3 separate regions of the Mus musculus genome follow, and regions 2 and 3 are each linked to region 1. Evidence: chromatin loops called from intact Hi-C (ENCODE). Cell type or tissue: heart. All regions are shown on one strand.

What was found. A loop is a pair of places that touch in the nucleus more often than their neighbours do. Peaks named below come from ENCODE experiments on the same cell type or tissue, not always from the same donor. Only the 100,000 strongest peaks of a DNase experiment are listed, where the experiment ranks them.
Region 2: it touches region 1 in a loop (2.2-fold over the local background); 4 of 42 quality-filtered maps call a loop at or near these places.
Region 3: a loop joins it to region 1, with 1.9 times the contacts of the local background. A loop is called at or near these places in 7 of 42 quality-filtered maps.

The regions. Positions count from the first base shown.
Region 1 is chr5:73,990,342-73,998,341 of GRCm38, reverse strand. No RefSeq gene overlaps it. Among named protein-coding and RNA genes, the nearest start is that of Usp46os1, 20 kb to the left of the region's middle. In heart, a CTCF peak has its summit at 4,628 (motif pointing left); no DNase peak of the experiment used is centred here; H3K27ac peaks cover 543 bases.
Region 2 is chr5:74,191,969-74,199,968 of GRCm38, reverse strand. Rasl11b (RAS-like, family 11, member B) reads right to left here and starts at 4,643. Exons shown (of 4, transcript NM_026878.1): 1 at 4,379-4,643; 2 at 3,810-3,866; 3 at 2,626-2,702; 4 at 492-1,860. The coding sequence starts at 4,517. The coding sequence ends at 1,390. In heart, CTCF peaks have their summits at 3,413 (motif pointing right) and 4,815; DNase peaks (open chromatin) are centred at 1,838 and 4,748; H3K4me3 peaks cover 4,652 bases; H3K27ac peaks cover 5,241 bases.
Region 3 is chr5:74,066,720-74,074,719 of GRCm38, reverse strand. Usp46 (ubiquitin specific peptidase 46) reads left to right here and starts at 6,309. Exons shown (of 9, transcript NM_177561.3): 1 at 6,309-6,470. The coding sequence starts at 6,435. In heart, CTCF peaks have their summits at 3,966 (motif pointing right) and 6,158; DNase peaks (open chromatin) are centred at 5,839, 6,259, 7,189 and 7,849; H3K4me3 peaks cover 2,793 bases; H3K27ac peaks cover 2,959 bases.

The DNA.
Region 1 (8,000 bases):
TCTGAAAACATGAAGGAGATCCTGCTTATCAGACTATGGAAAGTCAGGGGCATAGATGAGGCTGGCGACACCTATGCCCTGCTGGGAATATAGTTCAGCCTGTGGAAGAGAATCCAGAAGCTGCTGTTGGGGAGACAGTACCTTGAAAAATATCAGCGTCAAGAATGGGGCACCAGCTAGTTAGACGTCACAATGAATTCCTTGTGTGGGAGCTTACTAGTTATCACCTACGATTCTAAAGTAAGGATCTGGCTTCCAGCTCTGGGGTCCCGTGAGTACTGGATTTTAGGAGTAGGAGTGTGTTCTGGGGCTTGGATTTTCTGGCCTGATTTGTGGAGACCCTGCCCTCAAAAATCTGGATGCAGTCCACTTTTCTACCCACATCCATGAGCGTAGGTCCTGCCCTGTGGTCAAGCACAAAGCCCACAGTAGTCACAGCCAAGGCTTTTCAAGTCAGTGACTTCAAGAGGTCCATGTGTGGACTGGAAATTGTGAGTTGAGTCCATGACTAGACCTCGATATCGAAAGATGACCCTACAGGCTGGGAGCAGGGACTGGGTCGGTAACTCCAAGTTTCTTTGTTCCTGAACCTTTAGTTGGATTCCTATGCTTGACCCTGACCGGGGCAAATGGGCTGCTGGGAAAGCACCCGACTTCCAGGATAACCCAAAGGAACAGAAGACCTTCTTGGGAATAAGATTTTCTTTCCTGGGCTGTTTTCTTCCTCTGTTAAATGGACTTCAGAGGTAGGCCTGTCACTACAAGCCACGCAGGGAACTCTTTCTGCAGAATGAGAAGTCATCCTCTTCAGCCAATGTTCTTCTGTTCTCATTGATGCTTAAAACAAGTTTAATAGGCCTGGGGATATGGCTCCATTAAGAGCACTAGCTGCTCTCACAGGAGATCTGGGCTTGGTTCCTAGCACCCACATGATAGCTTACCCCCATCCATAGCTTCAGTTCCAGCGGGTCTGATGCCCACCTCTATGGGCACCAGGCATGTATATGGTACACAGACACACACTTAGGTAAAACACTCATAATAAAATAAATCTTAGGCAAGCAAACAACCCACACCATTAGTAGGGAATCCCATGTCCATGGCTTCATTCTTACATGAATGGGAAAACATTTGCTGAGTCACTTTTCTTAAGGATAAACTTTCAAGGACAATACTCAAAGCAGACTACTTTTCCTAATGATACCTTAGGTGGGAGGATTCTTATTTAACACTTGTGGAGGTATAGAAAGATGAGACAAAAGGGGTCCCCCTTGTTTCTTACCTCAGAAAAAAATCTGCATAAAAATGGAATCTTTTAAGTTCTAGAACGGCCTCCTATGGGGTAGGCAGTGGCATTTGGCATGGGTGCCCTATGCAGGGCCTTTCCTTGGGGCCCACTTTTCCTCGCTGCTTTTAGGGTTGCATAAGCTTCTGTCTTAGCTCCTACTGTCAACAGCAAAAATTTAAACAAAGGACAAACCCGTTATGTCTCACTAATAGATTAGAGTATTTTGCCTTTTAATCTTTTTGACAGAATCAACTTTCTGGGACTTGGAGAGAAGGCTTAATGGGACAGTGTGTATGCTTTCGAAAGGACCTGAGTTGGTTCCCAGCAACGCCTGTAACTCCAGCTTTGGGGGGATCTGGTGCTTTCGGCCTCTGTGGGTATCCTCACCCACATGTGTGTACACACATGATTAAAAATAGATCTTCTCAAAAGCCATTCCTTTGAAAGTCCAGATGGTGCCTCTTGTGAGCTCAAGTATCTATGTATTCTAATCAACGTGTTTACATATTACCAAGTCCTTAGACTCTGGCCAGACTTATCAGGAAAATCAAGGCATGAGAGTCTTGAAGTTGCGTGATCAGTACTGTTACTGGCTTTCTAACAAGTGTTGGGATTTTTAGCTGCCCATCTGAAATACAGTGCTTTTGGACTACACCTGAGGAACTTACAAAAGAATGAAGATTAATTTCATTTTGGTGATGAGAGACCAGGGTAAGAAATGACATGAGAATATGTAGAAAAGGTTGCCTAATTCTGTGCTCATTTGCTACATGGCTGTAATTTGTTACCTTGGAGCGTCACGGCATAACACGGGTTCATCTTTTACTTTTTATCTCTCAAGAGCGAGCATGCAGGTTGGATGGGAATCAGAAAGGCAGGCAGGTGTCATAGGCTAGGCTCCCATTAGGTTTCACCTCCTCGTGACAGTGGGAATTTGGAAATTCAAATGGAGATCCAGCTCTGACTTGGTTGGAAGCCAAATAACCCAACAATTAAAACCACCATGTCTACATATTCAGCCAATCACATTCTAGAGGCTATCGTAATGGTTCTTGCTGGAGAGAATCCATGTGCCAACCAACTAAAAATGACCACCAGAAGAATTGAAGGATGGATGGGGCCAAGTGGAGGCATGCGGAATGCTTGGACTATACATAGTAGAGTTCATTCTCCAGCTGTGTGTGGAGAGTGTGTATGGTATGTGTGTGTGTGTGAGAGAGAGAGAGGGAGAGAGAGAGCGCGCCTGGTTGGACTCAGAAGACTTTGCTTTGGATGTTTACTCAAAAGGTGGGATTTTAGTAGACACATCTGTGAAGCCTATGATGGCTCTGAAGAAGGAACATTCTGAAGAACCTGTCCTGGGGTGAGGGCCTGTGTAGATAGCAGGAGAATAAAGGCATAGGTTTGGAGAAGGATTTGGGAATAAGTTAAGACTCATTAAGGCTTAGCTTCTAGCCTTGGGGAACCCTGCCACAATTTGGCTATGGTGCCCACACCTTTAAGAGACCAGGATCAAACTCTGATCCTATGCATCATAGGCTGTTACTGCACTACTGAGCTAGATCCCATCCCTGTCCTGAAAAGTCATACGGGACCCAGGATACAGATACTTAAAGGCCATAAAACACAGCTGTAAAGTGACAAAATGATGTGACAGTTAAGCCATTCAAAGAAGTCAAGCCCTAAGAATCTCTGGCATCTGCACACACACCACACATTCACACACACACATACCATATACACATATCTCACACATATATACACACACCACACATTCACACATACATGTCATATACACACATGTACACACACCACACATTCACACACATGCCATACACACCACACACACACACACCATATACACATACACACCACATATACACACCACACAATCACACATACACATACCACATATACACCACACAAACATAGCCCCCACACCACATATACACCCCCACACCATATATACACCCCCACACCCCACACACACCACATATATACACCACACACATACCACATACACCTCACACCACATATACACACCCCCACCCCCACATATACACCCCCCACACACACACCTCACACCAAATATACACACCACACACACCCCACATATACACCCATCCCCAGCCCCCACATATACACCACACACACACACACACACACACACACACACACACACACACACACACACACACTTCTGTGTGGATCAGCAGCAATTCTCCATGTGGAGACGAACTCTAACATGCAGAGACCTTTCTTATGAGAACTAGGCAGAAAGACTACACAGGCCAGTAAGGGAAGATCTTTTGAGACAGACAGGAGCTAGCCTGAGAAAGCTTCTCTTTGGATGTTGACAGGAGCTGGCCTGCTGCTCAGAGCTAAGCCATGGGTCTCCTTGCCTGCCACAAGCAATCTCACAGAACAGCAGCCTTGGACGAGGTCATGCTGTGACTATGAGGAAGTCAGACAAGAAACATGTCTACTTCATAATTTTCTCTAGATGCAGGCAAGAACAAGGTCGAGGTGTAAATGGTAAAATGCTAGCTAGCGTTGCTCCCGGAGTCTGAGTGAGGAGGGATGCTGTTTTACCAATTCTCACTCTGTCTCCTCTTGCATCTGACCCAGATATCAAGATATACAGAGAACCACTCCACTTCCTAATGGTGCGGGATCCTGAAAAGCTATTGTTGTCCTCCTCCACAGTCCCAGCCGGAGGCTCGGGCTGTTTGAGCTCCAAGACCCCTTTAGTAGATGCCCAGGGTTCTGCATAACGCATGGCCCCAGCTGCAGCTGCACTGGACTCAGCTTAATACCGTAATTGTGTGGGTAGTCTAGCGAAAGGAGATGTAAGTCACGTTCTGAGCCTTGCTGGTCTAAGAGCGGGAAGGAAAAAAATGACCGCAGAATAGAGCGATTTTCTCTGAGGGGTCGGTTGCATTGGTCTGTATGCCAAGTCTTCCAACTTCGAGTAAACAATGACTTTAGGCTTCTCTCCCTTATCAAAAGAGCAGAGTTATAGAAGTTTCTGGAAAGCACATTGGCTTGAGCCTCTTGAAGTCCCTGTGGCTCAGCTGTGTCTCCAGAGCCTTTGAATTTGCTGAAGCACCAGAATCCCCAACTTGAGGGTGAACCCTGAAGCGGGACTTGAGAGCCTTCCCAACGGAAGTCCAGAAAGCCCACTCAGCCTTAATTGAGATGGTCCTAGTCTCTCTGGATGTTATTATGTACACTCAAAAGTTTTCCACAACCCTAAGCTTAGACTTAGACCAAGTACACGCCCTGGGTGTAGAGTTGACCCAGGACACAATAGTAGAGTGTGGTGCCCTCTAGTGAGAATGGCCTAAAACACCCCCTGGAGCTTTCTCAGAAGAGCTCAGTGGCACAGTTTTCTACTAAACAAAACCCTAAACTAGAACATCAAACCAAGAGCTGCTGTTGTGAAAGCAAGCCAAAGGTGAAGTCAGAGCACTCTCATCTTTCTGCAGAATAAAGCAAGAGGCCCTTTCGGAGAAAGTGGGCTCTTGAAGTCAGTGACCTGCTTGTCTCTCAAATCTTGTGTCTCAAAAAGCGGTTGAGCGAAACACATGCATGATCCTGATGGGTCTGCATTAAGGGACCTGAGAGAGACATTGATGCCACTCTCATTGAACATGTTAATGCTACAAAGAAAAACCTCCTGATGGGGGAAGGAGGGGAGGAAGGAAGGAGAGAACATATGAAATGGATGGAAGGGCTTACATCAAAGACCAAGGAGCCACCCTCCTATTTTAGGGAGTGTTGACAAACAGCCCAAAGTAAGCATGTAAGGGGACATAGCACAACTTCAATCCTAGTGTCCTGCCCAAGGCCAATAGCTGGCTTTTACTGATCGACATTTGACTCAATGCTTAACAACCTATGGAGCTTGGCTGACAAAAATTACAAGATGAGCCGGTGTGATTGCTTACGGGGTAGAAGTGCTTACCTCCCAGCCTTGCAACCCTAGTTAGATCCCCAGGACCCATACGATAGGAGAGAACTGACTGTTCTGAGTTGTCTTCTGCCCTCCACACATGCACACACACATGCGAATACAGACACATAAACATGCACATGCACACAGATGCATACATGTGTGCACACACACATGGGTACATACATGGGACACAAGTACACACACGTAGACATGCACACACATGTATGCATACATATGTACACAGACATGAGTACACACACATAAACATGCACATGCACACAGATGCATACATGTGCGCATACACACACATGGGTACACACATTGAACACACATAGACATGGACCTGTGCACTGATGCACACACACTTTCGTAAAACGGTACAGAAGCACCTATTTGCTGTTGAAGAATTTCTGGCAAGTTGGTGCGCACTTTGGAACCGTCCTAGATTATTTTTTGCCAGAGATGTTTGTCGTTGCATCTGCTGACGCCCAAGTCTAAACCATGTAAAAAGATGCTGACTACATGAGCCTCCTAAGTCCAGGAGCAGACACAGTGAGGGAGTGAGGCATCGGACAAGAAGTCTGCTGTGACATTCTGGGAAGAGGAACTGTGAAGAAGCAAACAGTGGAAGTGTGAGAATCGCCACTAAAGAAGACTTGCGAAGCCGAGCTGAAGGGATGCGGAGAAAGAACTCGCTCTTCTTCCGAAGCGTGACTACTGAGTGGCTTTTGTCACATTGAACACTCAGTGGAAGCAGCCTCATGGAATTTATCTTAGAAAGAAACTTCAGGGAAGGCAGACATATTTTATGTCTAAGAAAACTTTCTTATTATGGGAGAATTAAAAACGCAGACTCTCATTGAACAAAAGAGCAGACTATGGAAGGAGGCTGGACCCACAGTTACTGAAGCTCCTGTTAGGGTCAGAGCCATGCTCTGAAAGATTCAACAAGCTCTGCTCCAACATCAGTTCCCACCATGTTCGTAAAAGAGCTGAGAGTGAAAAGGAGAGAAAGGGGACTTACTCATGTGTGGCTAGACCTGGAAAAAGAACAAAGAAAGGAGTCTAGTGACCCCCAAGTCTCCCTCCCAGCATGCTGAGTTAATGGGTATGCTTAATGTATGCAGGAGGCATGCGTACACAGGCAGTCATAGTCCAAATGAGGTCCTGCCATCATTGTCTTAGCCCTGCTAAGCTGTCAGAGCTGTGTGAGGTTCTAAGGACATGACTTCCCCCTGGGCTTGGGACTTCAGCCATTCTTTTTCCCCAGCACAGGGCTCCTGGCGGCGGGGGATGGAATTTAGTTCCTTGGTCCATTTTTTTCCCCCAATAGTCTGAGAGCATACGTGCTTCTCCCCTATCGTCCATCCTGCTAGGAAGTTATAGCAGCACACAGGAGCACAGGCCTACCTTCCTGCACAATGAAAAGATGATCAGAGAGGACTGGAAAGTCACCCGATATTGAGCCTCAACTCCTCAGGCTTCACCAGCCCTGTTCAGATGAACGCAGGAGGTGTGAACGTGATCCAAACGACAGGCAGCTCTAGAGGGCGGACCACTTGATCTCTCATCTCTCCTAAGCTCTGCTGCAGTGAATGGAAGTGGTGATGTACATTGGAAAAATTAAAATGAAAATAGTTATGAATATGGTTCTTACATATGTTTGTATAAGTGGGACACTTTTGCATAAAACAGGTCCTTCTTTTAGGTCTGTTAACTTTGCCATTACCCCTTACTTTTCTGAAAATTTTTTCAAAAGGATGGGCCACACAACTGGACAATGTGCAGAGAGTGAGACCTTGGGACACTTCATCTGACCCCTCCCTTCAGGGCTCAGGGAACCCTGTGGAAAAGGAGGAGGAAACATTGTAAGAGCTCGTGAGGCTGGGTGAAGTGGAAATTTCTGGACTCTTTAACAACTCAGCTGTGTCATGTGATGTTTTTCCTGGACACTGTCTTGTGAGGGGGCATCTGATGGTTTGCTGAAAACAGACACTTAAGAGGGCAAGTAATGGTGAGAAGGAATAGAAATGGAACCCCCAAACAGTGAGAGGACGCTTTTACATTGTTGGTCTTCATTAGTCTTTGTTGGTCTTCGCTTCGAGGATAGGAACACGCCAAAGAACATCATGTGGTATTCCATCTGATTCTGGACTTTCTGGATCATTATTGATACATGTTTGGTGTTTGCTATTGGACTACACTGCTGATATCCTGACAACAAAGAGTGTAATTGCCCCAAGGAGCTACTTCTAAACAGGCCCACAACTCCCTTCTATTAACCGTCTTTCTCCCTTACCCCTGGTCGGTGGGCTAGAAGGGAGGTTGAAGCGTTTAAGAACCCTAAATAAAGTAGGTTTTGAAAACATTTAAGCCTACAGTTGGCGACACCAAGAACACACTGCCTTCCAGACACAACAGGACTGAGGCACATTTGAGCTCACAGAGACTGTGGCAGCATGCTCAGAGCCTGCACAGATCCAAGAAGATGTGGTCCTGGGAAGGAAGGTAACTCGAGTTCAAATTCTAATCCAGAAGCTATCTGCAATAGACAACCACTTGCAAAGAGAAAAGTAGTTTTTTCTAGAGAGTCTCACTGGGTGTAGAATGACACTTAAGGGTAGGCCCCATGCTGAGCCGGAGATGACCAGCACAAAGTGAACTCTGGTAGTTTTGAAGATTTTGCTTTGGTTTGGTTTGGTTTGGTTTTTGCCTCATATTGCTTTATTTGGACTATTTCCTTTCCTTCCTTCT
Region 2 (8,000 bases), 200 kb before region 1:
ACAATCGCGTCACGGGAATAGCCCCTGAATAGCTGCAATGGCTGTAAGCTCTTACTATGAGACTAAAGTGTAGCCTGCGGACACGGCGTGCCCCAAAAAGCTTCACGGAGTGCACCAAGCATGAAGAAGCACTGCTTCTGTGGAGAAGCAGACACACCCACAGCAGCTCTACTGTGATGTGCACACACACAGTAGGTCTACCCAGAAGACCATGAAGAAACGGAGACATACAACTCTGGAATAGAAAGGCCAGGTTACAAGCAACAATGTTTGCAGGTTGTAGACTTCATGTTAGTGAGTTTGTTCTGCAAGGATATTTTTTTGTACTGTGTAAAATGTGGATAATAAAATGTACCTCACTGATCACATGTTGTGAGATATAATGTCAGCCTGTTCCCTGACTCAACTTGCTCAATAAACACAGGATTCTAAAAACTGCGTCCTGGAGGGCAGAAGGAAAACATTTCAATAAAGACCCAGTCAGATGTCTGTTCTTATCAAATGAGAGATTTATTGTACATAAAATAAATTAATTACAGTTTGAGCCAAAGCTTAAACGGCTTCTTAAAGTGCATCTGTGTAGGGGATTCGGCAGGTAGCCCTGCATCTGGTCACTCTTGAAAACAGCATCTCAGTATCTCAGCACCCATAGCCACGACTCAGCCAGGCCCAGGAAGCAACCCAACGTCATTGCCATGGGTCATTTACACAAACCACGCCACCATCAACTAACACTTTTTTCTGTACCTGATGCCACAGTTTAAAGAAGAAAAACAACAACAACAACAACACACACGACTATACATCGTCACGTTAGGCAACCCACAGCTGAGTTTTTCACAGCTACTCAACCCCGGTGCCCATCTTGTGTCAGGAGACCAAGCACCTTCCTACAGACCACAGCTCACGGGTGTCTGTACACGGAATATTTTGGTCTAAAACTTGAACTTTATGGGGTGGGGAGAGTCCCTCCTTGTTCTTAAAGAAACCTAGATATCCTTCAAGTCAGAAAGTTATCCTGTAAAGAGAACACGTTGGAGTCAATGAGAAAAGCAAACCCTCCCCTTGGGAGAGAGAGAAAGCCCATGATGTTCTTTGTTCTCCTCCCCACCCCAATCCACATCCATGTTTTTGGTGCACCTGACCATCACTTAGAAGACAGTGAGGAACAAAAGCATGCCCCATCCCCACGTAAACGACTTGGCAGATCAGTCCCGCATCCGTCCATCTGTCCTCACTTCCTTTGTTGCAGAATTCCAAAAGGCCCCTCAGGCCCCTCTGCCACTGCTCTTTCTGGAACCATAACTGCTGTCAGCCTGCCATGGTCCCATCTAAGAAGAACCTCGGGCTTTCTGCCCAGAAGACCAAACCCCCTCCAGGAGTCGTGCCTCAGACCGACGTGACAGTCCTCACTTTGGCAGACAGAGCCTGCTTAAACCTCCTCTTCAGGTCTTGCATGTTGGGCGACTTGGGTCTGGGGATGAGGGAAGTTCTGCGTTTCTCGGGGGTGCTGCTGGGCTGCTGCTTGGGGCTCACTTCTTTGCACAGGACATGGAAAGCATTGTAGACGTCGTTGTAATTTTCACTGACAGATACTTCATAGAAGGAGCAGCCGAGCATGCTGGCCAGTTGCAGGCCAAGCTGAGGGTCCACCTGCTTGACGTGTAGGAGGTCAGCTTTGTTAGCCACCAACACCACAGGCAGCCGAGTGCCCGGGTGCAGCTGCTGCACGTGCTGGTGGAGCTGGCTAATGAGTTCGTAGCTCTTGTGGTCCGTGATGGAGAACACGAGGACGACGGCATCTGCCCAGCGAATGCAGCGATTCAACTGCTCGCTGCAACTCAAGCCATTCTCGTGCACCTGAGGAGAAGAGGGAGAGCAAGGTGAGCAGCTAGCAGTGGGCACGGCACTGAGCTCTGGCCACAGCACATCCCTCAATTCAAAAGAACCCTTCATAGCGATGGATGGCGGGTTACGGGTTGTAAACAAGTTCTATTCCCCACACACTTGGGCTTTCTTAACAATATGTTGATCCAGCTGCTTGGAGGGAATAAATAACAGGGCAGCTCACCACACTCAAGTGGAAAATGGACCTGCAGAGAACTCCACGCAGAGCGACTTTGTAGTTGCACAAAATGGGAAATTAACTGGCTAGACAGTAAGTCTGGGGAAGATAGGAGCTGGAAGCATTTAAACCTGGATAACTGCCCAGTTCAGGACGGGGAAGGGGGGAAAAAATCCTAGCAGAGCTCTTTTGTCTACAGAGAAACTTTCCACAACATAAAAGTGATTCCGGGTGTTGGAGACTGGGCCTGAATATTTGGGTTTTGATGCCAAAGGCACATAAATAAAAACCAAAGGAAGGAAGTACTGCCAATTCTAAGGGCTGGTTTGGTTCCCCCTGCTCCGGTGATTCCCCTCCTACAAGAGGGGCTCCCCTTCTTCTCCCAGCTCCCCAAACTGAACCGGGCCAAGGCTGACCTGCGGTCAGGTACAATTTAACTGTCAAACCACAAGTACCGTCTAGACCTGACTGCCCACATCTCGTGTCCCTTACACTTAAACAAGTGAGCAGTGCCTCAGCCGCCGGTGTCTGCTCTGGCCCTGTCAGCATCAGTGTCTCACCTGGATGCCCGGAGTGTCCTGGACCTGAATAGCCAGCGTTTCTCCTTCTATGTGAACTTGTCTTGTGTAGAGATTACCTATGAAGACAGAGAAAGGAGAGTGTGTTCCTCTTTCATGTGCAGCCTCGGGAAACATTATGGTTTGGGTTTTTGTTTGTTTGTTTGTTTGTTTTTAATGTACCACGACTTGCACCGATACACACAAGAGAAAGATGTGATTTACTTCTAGTTAATGCACTTAATTCAGATCTTGTTTAAAGGCCACGTGCAGTCTTAAGCCCCTGCTAGTAGATTATCAAATTTTATCAAAAGTAGGTCAAAGTTTGTGGGTTTTTAGAAACTTGCTGGTCTAATTTTAACTGAGTTTCCATATTTAGAGTAGTTCCACGGAGGAAAGTTTCTGGCTCAGTATACGCAGGGTTTCTGTTTTTATTTTATATTATCATTCTCTGAACAGTTATATTTTGCCCACAATAGCTTCATAAGCAAACACGGTTAGTAAATGCACAGTTAGCATCCCTCTTAGCATGAATATGTGCCATGATTCTGATCAGCTCTATATCAAAGCAGAAGGCCACCAGGTCTTATCTTGGGACAGCTTATATGGCTCATTTCAACTAAATCCCCAACTGGTACTTAATACAAGTCTACTAATTTAACCATACAGTCTACTTAGTTAAGCAATTTGCTCTCCCCCTGCTAGAATCATAGCAGCTACTTATTTGTCTTTGTTAAGGAAAGAACTTTAGGCTTACAACTCTTCTTTGGCCTTTGCTTTCAAAGGTCGCCCCTGAAAGGCAGCCAGCAGAGGGAGAGGGTGGGGGAGGAGCTTGCAGCTGGGTTTTTTGTTTGGTTGGGTATTTTTTTTTTTTATGACTTTTGCAGGCATGTTTTAAAGGACAAGGCCTTGGAGTACAAACGGTGCTTCCAACTGGGGTCCCTATAGTTAAAACATACCACAGGGAATACTTTCGGGCACTTGATAAAATGATGAATGCGCCAAGAATGGAATGAGGCCAGATGGCAGCTGGGGGGAGGGGGAAGGGGGAGGGGGAGGGGGCGTGCAGAATTGGAAGTAGCAGAATCTTGATGCTAAACACTGTCACTCTGAAGGAAGTGTCCTTAAAGGTACTGAGAAATGAGGGCGGCCATCCCAACAGGGTTGGTCTCCGTACGTTTCCTCACCTGCATTTCGTTCGTAGTCCCCGATGAATCGTTTAGTGAGGAATCGGACCACCAAAGCTGCAATTCAGAAAAGAAAACAGACTGTTAACCCACTAAGTTAGACGGTTCTCCACCCCACCCCCACCTGGAAAACAACTCTTCCAAAGAAAGTCACAGCCGGCCACCGAGGGCTCCTTGACCCTCTACCAGACACAAGGAGGTAGGAGTGAATTACAGCTCTGCCAGCAGGAAGGGTCTTGAGGCCCAGCCCCTCCGCGGAGCCCAGCTGGGCCACACCTAAGCCTTCCAGCAGGCAAACTTCTTCCTAACCTTACGGAACTCCTGGAGGGGTTACAATCACTAGCTCCCCCATTCCGCCCCAGATCCTGCCAAAAGCCCAAAGCCCCAAAGTTCTACTCTGGCCCGAAAGTCGGCGGGACGCTCTGGGCCCCAGTGACCCTCTTCGTTAAAGCAGAGACATGAAGAGGCAGAGGATCCCACTGCAACGCCCACCGTCTCTCAGTTCCAGTCCGAGCGGGGGTCTCCCACGTCCCGCCCCTCCACCAAGCGGGTTCCTCGCATGGACTCACCGGTCTTGCCCACGCCGCTGGCCCCTACCACGGCGATCTTAACGAGCCGGCGGCCCGCAGCCCCCAGGCAGCAGTCGGCAGCGGTGCTGCCTGGGGCGGGGTACTCTGCGATGGTACACATGTTCTGGATGAGGCGCATCGCCGCTACGGCCCGGCTGCACGGAGCGGGGAGGAAAGTCAGGACAGGAGACGGCTCGCGCTGCAAGGAGAGGAGGGTACCCCGTCGGAGGGCGCGCGGGCAGAAACTGGAAAGAACGGGAGAGCGCGACGAGAAGAGAGGCTCGGGGGTTCCGGATCGCGGCTGGGATGGCAGCCGCCGGGGCGCGGGTTTTCTCTGGCCCAGGCCCCGCCTCCATTCCAGCAGCCAATCCCCGAGCGCCCCGCTCGAGGCCCCGCCCACGGCCTGCACTACCAGGCTGCGCCCCCACAGGAGCCGAGAGCGAGTGCGGGGCCCCGTGAGATCCGAGGAAAACAGGGCGGCCGGCGCGAGGGTGGCAACGTGCGGGACCCAGCCGGCTCCCGCTGCGCTAGCACGCGGCCGCACCGGTGCCTGCGGGGTCACGGGGTCTCAGATCCGCGTGGGGGGATCTGGCCGTGTCTGCTGGGTCTCAGGTCCACGTGGGGGGAATCTGTCCTTGCCTTCATAGGAGACCTGGCGTGTCCGCGGGATCTCAGATCCGCGGTGGGTTTAGAAGCACCCACCCTTGTCTGCCAACCTCGCCGCTGGGCCTCCGTAGGTCAGTCCCTAGGCATTCTCTGAATTGGGTCCCAGGTCCCCTAACCTCTCTGACCACTGGCTTCTCCACCTCTGACCCCAAGGAACCTGCTGGGAGCCCCATAGGTCACTGCCCTGTTTGGCCCTGCCCTATGTTCTGCTCGTGCGCTCGACATCTTTGCACTGACTTGGCTACATTCAAAGTATTATCCTGGATTATACATTTTCCCCATCCTTGTATTCCTAAACAAAGGCACCCCTCCGTGACCCAAAATGTGGCGTTTGTCTTTGGGGCAAAATACCTATTTTGTTCTAGTTCTTGCCAACAGTGCAAGCCCACGAGAAGGCACACAACGTGGAAAGCAAGTACCGCACCCCGAGAGGCAAAGCCAGGCTAAAAGTCACTAGAACAAGCTTGCATGGCTAGCCCAGTCACGCCTCCTCCCAGATCTGTGAAAGGTAAGACAAGAAGTCAGTGCAGCTGTGGATTGGACTCACCGGGAGGCAGAGGGGCCCCACGGTTAGCCTAGTCATAAAGGTTAGTTAAAAGTGGCTTGTCGCCAAGGAAGATGAGGAGTCTAGCACTCATAAAAATACCAAGTACCCCCGTGTCCTCATCAGAGAAAATCACAGACAACTGCTGGCCAGATCCCAACTTCAGCAACCTACTTTATCTATCGCCACCAGCATGCCCTTACAACCCTCAGGGCCTTTTATCTTGGTGCCTAAGAGCAAAGCCTGTGGCATTTTGTACACCTTTATTGAAGGTAGAAAAGCAAAAGAAGCTGATTCCAGGCTCAACACACCGTTTCTTGTTTAATCACAGTCCATTCTGGGCTTCATTCACCAGGTAATAAGAATTTACCCTCCTACTCTGGTCAGACCGGGACAAACCCTGTATCTAGTAACAGTTTGAAGGGGTGAAGAAATCGGAGGGGAACTAGGAAGATTATGTAGACTTGCCTGGTTAAGTCTTCCAGGATGAACAACAGAATGGAGGGGGTGGGGTGGCAAACAGGCTGAGCAGTCACGGTAGTAAAAGTCTGCCTTCTAGGGAAAACACTGGACTGAAGCAAGATCAGACGTCTGAGTCTGGGACAAAGGGCATGGCCAATTTGCATCATGTCTTTCTGTGTGGTTTAAATCAAACTTGAGTTTTGCCGGTCTATAAAATCAAACTTAGCAAGGCTATAATTAAGGTACCGTGCACCTTTCAGCCCCCGGCCCTCTAGCCTGCAATTCTCTAGTGTTTACATGGGAAATAATTACGTAGTCTACAACATTTGTTCGGCTGCTTTTTGCACACACAGACCTGATAAAGATTCTCAAAGGGAATTTTGCCTTGAATCACTTTAGCGTCTGGTGTTTCATTTTCGTTACCATGGGACTAACCAGACCAGTGATTTTTCTGTCTGCATCATGAAGGCTGAATAGAGTATACTTACTTTAAGTCAAAATGAACTGGCTGTACTTAAAACACAGAGAGAAGTGGAGGAGGAAGGAAGGGAGAGAGAGAAGCAGAGAGAGAGAGAGAGAGAAAAGAAGGAGGAGGAGGAGGAGGAGGAGGAGGAGGAGGAGGAGGAGGAGGGGAAATGAGAAAAGGAACGGGTGTTACTTTAAAACCATCTACCCAGTAGCCCCCACCTGCATCTGGTTAACCTCAGATGATAACACTTAGTTATCACTTCTTGGAAACCCAAATTTGTAAGAAAAAAAAAGAGACCAAATTAGAGGGCAGATCAGGACAGGAGACATGATTATCTATTTTATTCCAGACTATAGGAAAGAAATTTCACTTTTTACATCTAAGGTTATGGAGAAAATGATCATGTAATCCCTTCACTCCGAAGCCAGAAGCAGGCTGACTCTGCTCTATGACTGACTATAAGGCAGACACTATCATTACTTCTAGGAGCCATTCCCCTGCTGCTCCATAAACCACCCCAAACTGGTTCACGGTCCTTGTCCAGACACAATGGCACCGTTCTTTCCTGGACTCTCTCCTGGTGAAAGATGGAAGTCAGATGACAGCTGAGTTAGGTTCTAACCTAACTCACGGTTCTGGCTGGCCATCCAGTATGGCTTCCTCATTCACACACATCTGCATTTCAATCAGAAAGGTGGGAAGAGCTGAGCATAACTCAAGCTGCTTCAGAACACAGTGACTTCTAAGAGGACACTCTGAAGACAGGAAGTAGAACCCCATCTCTTAAGGCTTGTACATGGAATCCAGCAAAGCTTTGCTCTATTATGTGCTAATGGCCCAGCACACAGAACTCACACAGATCCAAGTGTTCGGCAAGGCACATGGGTCCTACCTTTAGATGGAAATTGTGCTAAAGAATCTGAGAGCATCTTTTCTTTAAAAATGAGAGAACAAAGTTCCACACACATCCTCAAAAAGATCACTGGGCCCATGATGAACACAAACCACAAATTGGCAGGTGATCAATGATATTTAAAACCAACCAAATGAGGGCTGGGGAGATAGCTCTGTTGGTTAAATGCTTTGTGAGTAAGAAAGGAGACCCGAGTTCAATCCCATGTGAAAACAAAAGACAAACCCAGGCGCTGTGGCACACAGCTTCAGTCCAGGCCTTGGAGAGATGAAGACAGGGAACTCCATCTCGGGGCTTGCTGGCCAAACAGTCTAACAGAAACAGCTCTATGTTCAGTGAGAAAATTATGTCTAAAAATAAATGAGATAGGCAATAATTGAGAAAGACACTCAACATAGACTTCTGACCTCCACATGGTTGCTCAAACGTGTGTGTGTGTGTGTGTGTGTGTGTTCATTCACTTGCGCACTGGCACATAACCACACGCACCTGTATGTACATAAATATGTTGCATATATAAATAGCTTGATGATGTTTCGAAGTGATGTATACACACTCTCTCCCTCCC
Region 3 (8,000 bases), 76 kb before region 1:
TATCCCATTAGAGCCATGGTTCTCAGCCTTCCTAATGCTACAACCCTTTAATGCAGTTCCTCATGTTATGGTGACCCTAGCCATAAAATCATTTCATTGCTACTTCCTAACTGTAGTTATGCTTCTGTTATGAATCGTTATGTAAACATCTGTGTTTTCTGATGGTCTTAGGCAACCCCTGTGAAAGGGTTGTTTGGCTTCCAAGTTGAGAATCACTGCATTAGAGGAATTCTGATGTCATGCTCACTCCAAAGCTGGCCTTACTTTATACTAACAGTATTCCAAAAGTGGCAGAGGCACTGCTAGCATCGAAACAGCTCCAAAACCCACCGTCGGGGTTTGTCCCAAGTCACGGCTGCTGTGCTCAGACTGGAGAGCTGAGAGTGTCTAGTGTTGGTTGGCTGACTGAGGGATAATGGCTCCAATGGACAATGCACCGGTTCCTCAAGTGTCACATGGGGGCAAAAGACACCGGACTACCCCTTCGTATCAGATGAGGGGTGGAGAGCACTGAATGTGTGAGGGGCAATCTGGGAGGCAGACCCTGAGCTGTCTGGCTAGAGAGCAGAGGAGAGACAGGAGCATCATCTGTGGCTTCTGAATGAGCTTCCTGAGTCCTGGGAGCCGGGAGACACTGCTACCTTAGGATTCTTTGCGTCTCCAGTGGTAGATGCTCAGTTTGAACTGGTCAGGGAAAAGAATAATTTCACTGCTCTCGGTTACTGAAAAGTCTGGAATTTAGATATGGCAGCAATAGAATGAACAACGATAGAATCTTTCTTCCAGGTCTTGGGCCATTTTCCAGTGTTGGCTTCATTCTGGGTCATGGGTGCCAGCCTGGTCCACAGAGTGAGACCCTGTAATGCATCCGGGGAACATTGTCCAGTGGGTAAAGGCCTTGCAACAGAAGCATGAGACCTGAGTTTGGATCACTTGCACCCACGTGCAAAGATGAGCAGGTTGCCACACCAGCCCTGCAGAAGCAATGATAGGAGGGTTCCTGGGGCTCACTGCCCAACCAGCCTAGCTAAATTAGTGAGCTCCAGTTTCAGTGATGTAGCCGTCCAGAGGCCATGGTTGAACTGGGTGTACCTGAAAGGGGGACTGGAAATGAAAGGGGGGGGGGCATGAGAAGGATGAAGCCAAGACAAGGTTCCAATCAAAGCTCCAAGTTTAATATTCAGCACTGCATTTCTATAGGGCAAGCCCACAGACACCCATCCTTTGTTTCATCTGGATTATGTTGCAAAGCAAGTTCAGTGGGCAGTCTATTCTTCTAAGTTCCTGTAGGAAGTGGCACATGCAACCAAGGTGGACGACTCCACCTAGGTCTGTAAGGTCCATCCAGTGGCAAACGTGGAAGGTCCGTTCAGCCTGCTCAAGGCTGGGAAGGGCGCACAGTGAGATGCGTTGGCTCAAAAAAAAAAAAAAATAAGGTAGAAACTAATTGAGGAAGACACCCAAATTATTCTTGTTGATGTTGTTAATTATTTATTTTTTTTTGTGTGTGTACTCTGTAGCTGTCCTCAGACACACCAGAAGAGGGCGTTGGTTCCCATTACAGATGGTTGTGAGCCACTGTCAGTGTTCTTAACCACTGAGCCATCTCTCCAGCCTCCAAAGACACCCAATATTAACCTTGCCTACACACACACACACACACACACACACACACACACACACACAACCCTACACACACACACACACATACACACACCCCCCCACACACACACTTGCACACATCCCTACACACACATGTACACATGAAGTCCCAGGGCTGACTTTTTACTGAAGAAATCAGTCTCTGTAGCTGGACCATGAGGTTCCTTCTCACTCTAGGTGCAAGGTAAGACATACCTGAACCCTTGGGTTTTGGGCTTTTTTTTTTTTTTTTTTTTTTTTTTTTTTTTTTTGAGACAGGGTTTCTCTGTAGAGCCCTGGCTGTTCTGGAACTCACTCTGTAGACCAGGCTGGCCTCGAACTCAGAAATTTGTCTTCCACTAGCAGCCTTTGGATGAAGACATAGAACTCTCAGCTCTGCCTGTGCCATGACTGCCTGGATACTGCCATGTTCTCACCTTGATGATAATGGACTGAACCTTTGAACCTGTAAGCCAGCCCCAATTAAATGTTTTTTGTTTTTTGTTTTTTTTTTTGTTTTTTTTTATAAGACCTCCCAAGAGCTGGGATTAAAAGTGTGCACCACCACGCCTGGCCTTTTCTTTCTTTCTTTCTTTCTTTCTTTCTTTCTTTCTTTCTTTCTTTCTTTCTTTCTTTCTTTCATTTGAACCCTAGGGTTTGAGCACGTGCACTGGTCAGTTCTGTGTATCTCCCTTGAGGAAATGCCTCCATGAGATCCAACTGTAAGGCATTTTCTCAATTAGTGATCAAGGGTGGGAGAGCCCATTGTGGGTGGTGCCTGGGCTGAGTGAACCAGGGGAAGCAATCCAGTAAACAGCACCTCTCCATGGCCTCTGCATCAGTTTCTGCCTTCAGGTTCCTGCCCTGTGTGAGTTCCAGCCCTGACTTCCTTTGGTGATGAACAGTAATGTGGAAGTGTAAGCTGAATAAACTCTTTCCTCCCCAACTTGCTTCTTGGTCATGGTGTTTTGTGCAGGAATACAAACCCTGACTAAGACAGCATGGGAGAGGGATCTTTCCCAGAGTAGGTCTGGCAGTGGCTACTGGAAGACACAGAATAATTCCAGGGTGGGCACATGGTGAATTCCATCACAAGGGTTGGCTGAAGTAGAGTTAGACCTGTTCTGAGACTTGTAACTATACAAGTTACCACATCCTAGGTAATGCCAGTGCTAGCCGATGGGTCGCACTTTACAGCAGGGAGCACACTACCTGGAGTGGCTGCCTCGCTCTGCTCCACTTAGGTTGATGCTGGCCTAGAAACCATTTTTCCATGTCCTGGCTATTCTTTTCCAGCCATAGATCTCACATCAGCTGTAGTCTCTATAGAGACACACTTTCCCTCAAAATCCACTCATTAGCTAGGCACCATCTGTGAGGTTTGACCTCTTCCTACCTGGGTAGTTCTCCACTCAGTGAAGCCAGGGTTACAATTTTCTAATCCAAGAGCCTTCTGTAATTGAGACTTGTTTATATCAACCTTGCCGAATTGTAAAACACATTTAATCATTCATGAGTTGGATAAACTCTGCAGTGTTCGATTGATTTGCTGACTAACCCATAGCCTTTCAACTTTTTTTTTCCTTCTTCTTCCAGAGGTAAACAGAATCTTCTTACCTCTCCCTGGCTGGCCTGATACTCACTATGTAGCCCAGGTGGGCTTTGAACATGTGGCAGTCCCTCTGACTCAGCCTCTCGAGTGCTGGATTACACTGCACCACACCCAGATTTCAACCTGTCTACAGTCTACTTGGTTTTAGGTGTTTAGAGGGTACCCAAACAATCCTTTTTCTTGTTGGCACAGCACCCAGGGCCAGGTCCTGGTTGGTTTTCTCTGTGCCAGTGGTGTTTGTGTGTGTAAACATATGTGTATGTTCATGTGTGAGTGCGTTGTATGTGTCAAAGCCTGAGGTTGATGTTGGATGTCTCCCTCCTTTCTGCCTTATTTTTTTTTTGTTTGTTTAAAGATTTATTTGATTTTTTTTTGTTTGTTTGTTTTGTTTTTTTGAGACAGGGTTTCTCTATATTGCCCTGGCTGTCCTGGAACTCACTCTGTAGACCAGGCTGGCCTTGAACTCAGAAATCTGCCTGCCTCTGTCTCCCCAAGTGCTGGGACTAAAGGTGTGCGCCACCACCGCCCAGCTGATTTATTTGATTTTTTAAAAAGATTTATTTATTTTATGTCTATGAGTACACTGTAGCTGTACAGATGGTTGTGAGCCTTCACGTGGTTGTTGGGAATTGAATTTAGGACCTCTGCTCCCTCTGGTTGGCCCCGCTCACTCCAGAAGAGGGCATCAGATCTCATTACTGGTGGTTGTGAGCCACCTTGTGGTTGCTGGGATTTGAACTCAGGATCTTTGGAAGAGTGGTCAGTGCTTTTACCCACTGTGCTATCTTACCAGGCCCCCCCCTTTAAAAAATTGGCATTTTCTTTTTATTTTAAAAAAATATTTTTTAAGATGTCTTCAGACACACCAGAAGATGGCGTCAGATCTCATTAAGGATGGTTGCTGGGATTTGAACTCAGGACCTTTAGAAGAGCAGTCAGTGCTCTTAACAACTGCGACATCTTTCCAGCCCGATTTATTTGATTTTTAATTATGGATGTGTGTGTGTGTGTGTGTGTGTAGGTGGTATGTGCATATGATGTAGGTGCCATGGTCCAGAAACCATGGGATACCTTGTAGCTGAAGTTACAGGTACTTGTGAGCCACCCTAAGTGGGTGATGGGAATTGACGTCAGGTCCTCTGGAAGAGCAGTGTGCACTCCTAACCATCCAGCCATCTCTCTACCCCTTGCACTTTACTTGTTTGAGACAGAGAGGGTCTTGCCTGAATATGTAGCTTGTGATTTGACTAGTCTGGCTGGGCAGCAAATACCAGCCCATCTCTGTGTTCTCTCTCTGCCTCTCCAGCACTGGGATAGTTATACACCATGACTGTGTTTCTTTACCTGTGGGTGTGGACTCGGGCGGGGGGCAGGACGTGAGTCTAGAGATCTGTACTTGTGCAGTAAGCACTTTATAGACTGAGCCATCTCCCCAGCTCTCAATTGTGTTTTAACCCCTGTAGGCCTTGCACTCAGTGCATTCATATTGGAAAAAATCGCAAAGCTTATCATTAGAAAGCATGAAAGCTTTAGACTAACCACGCACAAAGCTGAGGCCTTCAGCTTGTGACATTTCTCAGTCTTTAAGCTTTTCAGGACCTTACTGTGTTCTGGCCAGTCATAGTTAGGGTGTTTTATCGATGGTCCCCCTCCCCTGCCCCCTCCTCAAATGGTGCCCCTCCTAAGTTTAGCATGCCTTTATCTGTACTATTTATTTGAGAAACACAGAGCTGGGTTGGATACCTGCTCTGTAAGCCTTATGGAGCTAACCATGTCTATTAACTAATCATGTAGAAGCTGGAAGAGTCGTAACTGACAGCAGTAAAAAAGAATGAAAGTAAAATTCAGGTAGAATGAGTCATTGTGAGCAGGAATATTAATCCTTCTACACACTGAAAAATACAGTATCCATGTGACCCGTCCCCCACCCTCACCCTTCAGTCAGTGGTTTTGTCTTCTATTTCCACCCCAGATCCTAGAAGAATTACCAATGGATGGATGGCTCTCATGTTATGTGTATAACCCTAGCCCCCCAGCCCCCAGTATGTTACTCTTGGCTAGACAGAGCTGTCTTCAATTATATTAATTTCTCTCCTAATTTAATTCTCCACAAAATACATTGGTTTGGGAATTTATCACGTTTCACATGCACAACTTCCCTGTGGAAAGCTTGGGACTGCAAACTTGTCTGCACAATTATTCCCCATGTTTGAAATGAACTCTTTCAGTTCTCACGAACATATCCCTCAAGTGGTGTGTACAGTGTGCACCCTGAGCCTGCAGTCTGGGCCTCCGCAGGAAGGTGTAAAAGCTCAAACAAAACTGAGATCAGGAGCTCCGAGGATGGGAGATAGGAAAGTTTTGTTTTGGTATTTCCTGGACAGCCTCTAGTACCGCCCAGAACCTGGCCATTTCCTCTGTACCTGCTAATGTCACAAATCTCCCGAGTGTGCCTGCTTAGACCCGGAATTCTTTCCTTTCTGGGAACCTTTCCCTAGGCAGCTGGGTTGCTGCTGGCTAGGGCTTTCTGGCCACGCCCATGTCCTGGTCTCATTTTACTTTTCGGGTTCCGGCGGATGCCATCTGGCTAGAACCCTGGAGAGAAACTTTAAAGTTGACTACACTCACCCTTAGACCCTTATTCATATCCTCCACTAGCTAATCCCTAACGCCCAAGGCTTGCTGGACACCAGCAGAAACGGGCAGAGGGAAACCGGGAAGCGAGCACGCCCGTGTCCCCGCGGTGTAGGTCCCCAGCCCAGTGCCCGGTACGGTCCTGGGTCCGGCGGAAAGGCCGCGGTGCTGGGTTTGCTCGGGGCTGGCCTTACGGTGCAGCTGGCACCGAGCGGGACCCTAGGGCAGAGGAGCAAGAACGGCTTCCAGTGGGGTCAGCCGAGCGGGTCCTGGCTGGCAGCGGGAGCATAGCAGTGGCCTCGGTTCCGCGCCTCCCGGCTCCGGGCTCCTCCTCCCGCCGGCCGCGGCCCGGGCTGCGTCGCTCCGCCACTCCCCGCCCCGCGCCGCCGCCCCGCCCTCGCCGCCGCCCGGCCTCGCTCGCCCAACCCCACTGCAAGCCGGCCCCAGGCCGCCTCGCCGCCACCCGGCCTCGCTGCGCGCCACCATGGACAGTCCCGTTTTCCCCTGGTAAAGATGGCGGTGCGCGATCGCTGCAACCTTTAGACTAATGACTGTCCGAAACATCGCCTCCATCTGTAATATGGTGAGTGGCCGCCGAGCCTCCGGGGGTCGCGCCCGCAGCGAGCCAGGCAAAGAAAGGGAACCCCGGGCTGGAGCTGCACGCGCGCCGCGGTCGTGGGGGCCGTGCGGCCAGAAGTTCCCGGTCCCGAGGCTGGGCCGGCTGACCGCAGTCCCCCCCACCTCTGTCCCAGCCGGGGACCCCGAGCGGATCCCAGGGATCCCCAGGGCGGCCCCATGCCCCCGCCCTCGAGTTGCGGTGCGGGTGGTGGGTGGGGGTGGAGGTGGAGGGTGCGAGGTGGCTGCACAGCGAAGTCCCGAGGGAGGACCATGAGGGTACGAGCCCGGAGTGGAAGGAAGCAAATCCTTCTGGTGCAGTAAATAAACCCTTACTGGACTCGCCGACTGTCCTCTGCTCCTTCTGGAGTTCAGCCTTGATTGTATTTAAGATTCACTTTGCAACAGCAGTGCTCTTACCAGGAGAAATTGGATAGACATGAAAGCTGTGACCAAAAAATAAAAAATAAATAAAAAATAAAAATTCCAAGTGAAGAATCTGGTTAGAGAGGTGAACTAAAACCTGGTATCGGAAAAGCATGGCAATTTGTTCTGGAGGCCTCAGTTTCCCCACCTGCATGCAGGAGATTATAAGGAGACAGGAACGTTTGCAGGCCCTGGGAGTGAGTGGCTGTAGGTGTGAGGAAGTCTGCAGGGGTTGTCCTGCCCCGCCTCCTCTCCTTTTAGCTTGGACACTGCCTGGTCTGTCTGATAGGGTGGGGGTCTGGGGGGGGGTGTTACCCAGCAGTCACTTTAATTTAGATTTCCCCCATTACTTTCCAGTTCTGTTTAGTTTCCTCGGGACCAGTTTCTAGCCCTTGGGGCCACTGAGTGTACTCAGCTAGCACCCCCACTTGTGGGAGCCATAGGGAGGTCAGGGGTAAGGCACTGGGGTGTGGGAGTTGAGGAGGGTGTGTGTTCTGCCTGTACTTTCTGTATCCTCACCCCCTTAGACCCCCTTCAAACTGGAACACTGTTTTTTTTTTTTTTTTTGTTTTGTTTTGTTTTTCCATTTTGGGGAATCCATCCCCGCCCCCACCCCCCTCCGCCACCAAGTTAGACAGTAATGCTAGCATCTAAAGGAAATCTGAGGAGGCCTGATTAAGTAGGCCTCAGGTAAGGTGATCTGGCTGCCCTTCCCCCATCACACAGCTCTTTAAATCTTCTGTCCCACATTCTGTTGCAAGATCAACACATGGCACAGCACATTAAGGAGCCATGTGTTAGCTCAGGTGGAGTTGAGACCTGCTGGGGCTGGCCCCAGCTCTCTGTGCTGGTCCAGGCCAGCAGAGCAAACGCAGGAGGTCCCAGAGAGGTAGCTAGCTGCCTGCTTGGTGGTACAAATCTCCTTAGCCGATGGCTCCCGCAGCCTTGTCATTTTCCCTTTCTGCTTGAAGACGCAGGTTTCCTGCTTCTTCCTGTCCAGTGACATTAATGTGGCTGGATGCCCTGAGAAGACAATGCATTTCTTCTCAGTGTCTCAGCTGTAACCGAGCTC